Regions from separate parts of the Homo sapiens genome. Here region 2 is linked to region 1. Evidence: read pairs that join two places in POLR2A ChIA-PET (ENCODE). Cell type or tissue: Panc1. All regions are shown on one strand. Region 1 overlaps LOC124904509 (a long non-coding RNA gene). Region 2 overlaps PTPN14 (protein tyrosine phosphatase non-receptor type 14).

Region 1 (2,500 bases):
ATGCCGCGTTGATTCTCTATATATGCATCATCCTCTTAAACCTCACCCCCACGGTTTTTTTAGTTTTGGTGTAATGCAATATCTGATTTCTGAAAGTTTTAAAAATTTCTTTGTTTTAACTTTAGAAGAGTTTGCTTTATTTTCACTAAAAGAATTCTCTTTATTTTTCTGTTCTAAAAACAGGAGTATGTATAATACTTGTCTATCGCTTTTGCTTGATAAAAAGAGGGAAGGTCTGTGCATAGCCGTGGGTGACTAATTTCGTAACCTCTTCCAGATTCTTAGATTGGCGGTGCTGGACAGCAAGTGACCAGAAGAGAAACAAGTGGTAACCCAACCTGCATGAAGAAAATTCAGTAGAACCTTGCTGGTGTAGAGAAGATGGCACAAAGAAGAGTGAGAACACTTTTATGAAAGGCTTAGGAAATGTTGAAGTTTTCCAGTTTTCTTCCTATGTGAAGGAACATAGTGAAGGGGGAAAGGCCCCTTTTTTGCACATACCTGTGGAGGGTAACGCTGTGTGGGTGCATTTAGCCCTAATCTCTGCCGTGGATCAGGATCGTTGGTTGTGGAGGAGGAAGAAGAGAGGGAAAGGCTTGAATACTTACAAAAGATTTTGAGAGCCTAAATGATGAAAGCTAGCAGTTCTACAGTGTTTACTAAGTGCAAGAAACTGTTGTAAGAGTTTTGCATATATTAACTCCTTTGATTCGATTCTAATGACCCTATGAGGTAGGTGCTATTATTATCATCTCCATTTCACAGAGAAGGAAATTGAGACACAGAGAGATTAAATAACTTGACCAAGATCACACAGCTATAATAGTCAATTGTGGAGCTGGGATTCAAGCTCTGGTGTCTGCTTTCAGATTCATACCCTTACCCATTACCCTGTACTACCCATCTGGAATGTGGAGAACGTGCTGATAACATTGCTAATAATCATCTGTCGTTTATTTCTGACTACTCTCCAATTTTTTTAAGAGACCTGTATCTAACCTTTGGTGATAACTAAACTATAGGAGAAAACTTGAGTTCTGATAGTAAGAAACATTTACAAAATGGTCTGAAAGTTGATTTGAAGTCGAAAACCCTTATATGTGTTTGTAAATTCTAGAGAAGAAGTGGCAGCCAGGCAGATGAGCTCTCTGTTCTGTGCAGAGCTGATGGTACTCCCTGCCCTGGGGAGCCGGCACTGGCAGCGATTACATCACTAAGTCACCCTCCATACTCAGCTGCTTGCTAAGAATTAAATTGCTGGCACCAGATCTGGTGAGCCTCATGTTACCATGGCTTGTTTGTGGAGAGCACATTAGTGTGATATGTTCAGTCTTCAGAAACAGTTAAACATCAGCTTTATTACCAAAAAGATAGTGTATGCTGGTATTACTCCTGGTTATTCGGTTCAGCTCCTCAAGTGAACAGTCCCACACCTATTTAGCCCATTGAGTCAAGCTGACCTCCTTTCCCGGTTACGGGTTTGTGGACAGGAGTGACAGGCGGGTTCACTTGCAAGGGAGCCAGAGAGCCGCTCGTGCCTCTGCTGCCCTCTAGAGGCGTGTCAGGCCAAGGCCGCTCATCTCTGAGCCTTGCCGGCGGATTGCACCACCAGTCCACCTTTTGTCTCCCTTTTGAATCTCCACTGAACACCATTTGTCAAAAGGGTTGAGGCAAAACCACTCTGAGCTTCCAAAACAATAATAAGACTTAATTAGAATTCCAAGCTAAGCCATTGAGAGTTGCTGTTTATATTGGGGAAGATGTAACACTTCAGTCCTGTGTTTTTCAGCCCCTACATCTCAACCATCAAAGGGAAATGAGTCAAGGTTGTTTTAAAACTATAAATAGAGCTAACACTTACAAAGCAATTGCCACATGCCAGGTACTATTCTAAGCGCCTCGCATATGATGACCTATTTAATGAGGTGGGTGGTATGAGCATCTCTATCTTATAAATAGGGGAACTGAGGCAAGGGACTGTAAGTATTTCTCACAGTTCATGGGTGGTGGAACTGGCTTTGAAGCCCGGTAGTTCTGGCTCCATGAACTTGGCTTATAATCACTTTACTGTACGGCCTCTTTTATAGCTATCGAGGCATGCATTGCAAGTCCAATTTTTAGGTAAAGGTTTTGTTAAAAATCTTTAACCTTAATCTTGTAATGAGGAAACAATTGGCCCAGACCCTTTAAAAATGTCAATGACGTAATAAATAAAGAAGGAGAAGGAGGAGGAGGAAGGGGAGAAGTATTTTAGAGCTATGACAACTAAATATAATTCATTGTCCATGGTTAGACCCTGGATATAAAGAGACAAAACTACAAACAATATTATTGGGAAATTAGGAAAATATGAATATGGGCTATATTTTGGATAATCATATTAATGTTGCATTTCTTGAGTATGACCTCTTATTGCTGTTATATAGCAGTATGTCCTTGTTCTTAAGTGATACTTGAACTATTTAGGGGTAAAATATCATGATATCAGCAAATTACTATC
Region 2 (2,500 bases), 93 kb before region 1:
AAAAAAAAAAAAAAAAAGGAAAAAAGGTTGTCAAGAAAAACTAGATGTTAGGAGAAAGGAAAATTTAATTGCAGTTTTTTTTCTTAGAATTGACTGCTGTGAGAGTTCCATATGCCTTTCTTCATTGCTGCTTTTGTCCCCCGTGAGCTAAAAAGATGGAGTGACATCAAATCAACCAGAAAAAGTATGCCTTTGTGACATCCCATCACCACATGCCAACAGGTATATATTCCCCATTAAGTTCTTCGGAATAGGAATCCTCTGTTTCAACCTGGCCAGGTGTTGTGGTGGCTGTACTCTAGTTAGACTCGGAATATCTGGGGATGGAGGGCTTCCCCTGTGTCTTCTACTTCAAGGTCTGAAGGCTCAGTGAAGGAGTATAATCTGCTGATCTTTGTAGATTCTGGAGTTTTGTTGTATGTCCTGGAAAGAAACCCATTAGTATTACATGTATTTTCAGTGAACAGAGCTTATAACCCTTATTATAAGAAGCTCATCAATAAGCAAAAAGATACTTGTTTCCTTTCCTTGGAGGTTTTTCCATCCTTGGGATATTCTGCTGTTAGGGATGTTTTAGCAAGTGGTCTCAGTTACTGGTTTATTGCGTGATGAACAACATCAGTATTTATCTTTTATCTCTAAGCCCCAAGGTGGGCACTGTTAGAATATGTCTCATGTGGACAGCATATAGATCTGGTGCGTCTTTGAGGTCGTCAGAGCTCATGGGCTTCCCTGAAATTCATCCACTGTCCCTGCCGTATGCTACGGGAATATTCATTAGTGTACAAAATGCAGGGAGGAAGTAGGTTTAATATTCAACTTTCTAGCCAAAGTTTATATTGAAACCCAAAAGAAAACATTTAAGAGTTGTTCCACATATTTCACTTTTAAAAACAAATGCCTTTGGTTCTTTAGCACATTTTGCATTCCTTTTCACATCTCCAGTAAATGCCAACATATCTCCTGTTAAATTAGCAGCAGCCATTTAAAGTCCTTTCGGTGGCATCTGCATAATAATTGCCCAGAGATGCTTTATATCTGGGAAGCAAGCCAAGGAATAAACCTTGAAGCAAAGTGTATTAAATTAGTTATCTAGTTAGAGCTTTTGGAATGATTTCCTGATGATGTATCAAGTCTGAAGCTGGAGCTGTCAGTGTCTATTGCTGCAGTTTGGATTTGAAGGGAGAAAATGTAAAATGGAGGAAAAAAAAGTTACCATCTCACAACAAAGCCATCAAACATTTTCCAGCCGCTGTTTTCGAGGTTTTCCAGTTGAACTGTTTGGTTTCTTTCATCCACACTCATTTGGATACATTGACCCGAGGTATTCATCCTTGTTTACTGTGGTCCCTGAATCATGGGGGCTGAATTTGATGTCTTCATCCTTGAGATGAGCCTGCTGGCTTAGCTGAGGAATGTCCTGCTGAGGTTTCTTAGGTTTCCTTGGGTTCTAAGGATATACTGGATATACCATCTTTTAGCAAGAGTATCTGGTAGCATTTACAGATAGCATAGACATTGGTATGCACTTCTTTCCCCAGATAGGAAGTAAAGGAGGATTTAGTTGCATGAAAAAAGGATGTTAAACATTGATTACATAGGAGTAAAGATGAATGAGCTGCAATATTCAGTCGGAGCTAAACAATAAGATCAGGGAAGGTAAAAATACCTATGTGGAATATTTTGAATCGTAAGCTTTTGAGGAGCTTAAATTGAGAGAATTTTACTTTTAATTTTGTAGATTGAGAAGAGGAACCGCTTTTTAAAATTATAGCTAAACTGTCATTGTTTTCCTAAGAGTCACTTGGCCATCTCTGGCCCCCTCTTTCATCAGCCTGAAGAGAGGGTCTTTGTAGACTGCTGAGGGTGGGCCTTGTAGGACTTGACCATGGCTTACACCTACTTAACCTTTATCCTGCTTTCTTTCAGCTTGTGCTTTTCAGTTATAAACTCCAGTGGGTACAGCAGGCTGGCCTTTTCATCCAGCTGATTATTTTTCCAGCTTAATATAGATTGACCCATATGAAATTTCCAATAATGGACCATATTTTCTGCAAATAGACAGTACTCGCATGGATCACCTATATCTTCCCCCTGATACACTGTGGGTCCCAACACCAGATGTCATTTCTCCAGAGCAGTGCTAATGAACACAAAAGGTATACCCTGGGTGGCCCAGCTCTTTTCACGAACGTGCTGCCCTGCTCATAGTGATCCTTGCATCACTTGGTGAATGGGCCATCTCCTGGGACATGGAAGTTGCAGAGGTAGATAGTGCACTGCAGCTTCTCTTAAGCCGGATTGGCCATCAGGCATATCACTCTGGAGTTTTTAGCTGCTGTCCTTTCCCGATGAACAGTCTGTATTAGCTGACCTCAGCCTACTTGTTACGTGACGTATGGGTCCCAAAAGTGTCCTTTGTCAAAAAGCAGAATGTGCCTTCTAGTCTCCCTTTCCCCATCTAATGGTGTATTCGATGGTGAAGATGAGTACAGTTGAC

Evidence for each region. Peaks named below come from ENCODE experiments on the same cell type or tissue, not always from the same donor. Only the 100,000 strongest peaks of a DNase experiment are listed, where the experiment ranks them.
Region 2: POLR2A ChIA-PET joins it to region 1 with 8 read pairs; 3 of 35 experiments call an interaction of 5 or more read pairs at or near these places.

What each region holds. Positions count from the first base shown.
Region 1 is chr1:214,260,742-214,263,241 of GRCh38, reverse strand. It overlaps LOC124904509 (a long non-coding RNA gene), which reads left to right. Exons shown (of 2, transcript XR_007066876.1): 2 at 278-2,500. Among named protein-coding and RNA genes, the nearest start is that of SMYD2, 19 kb to the left of the region's middle. RefSeq lists a silencer at 1,576-1,625. In Panc1, a CTCF peak has its summit at 1,549 (motif pointing left); DNase peaks (open chromatin) are centred at 1,541 and 1,741; H3K27ac peaks cover 383 bases; H3K27me3 peaks cover 1,039 bases.
Region 2 is chr1:214,353,477-214,355,976 of GRCh38, reverse strand. It overlaps PTPN14 (protein tyrosine phosphatase non-receptor type 14), which reads left to right. Exons shown (of 19, transcript NM_005401.5): 19 at 1-2,500. Among named protein-coding and RNA genes, the nearest start is that of SMYD2, 74 kb to the right of the region's middle. In Panc1, no CTCF peak of the experiment used is centred here; no DNase peak of the experiment used is centred here.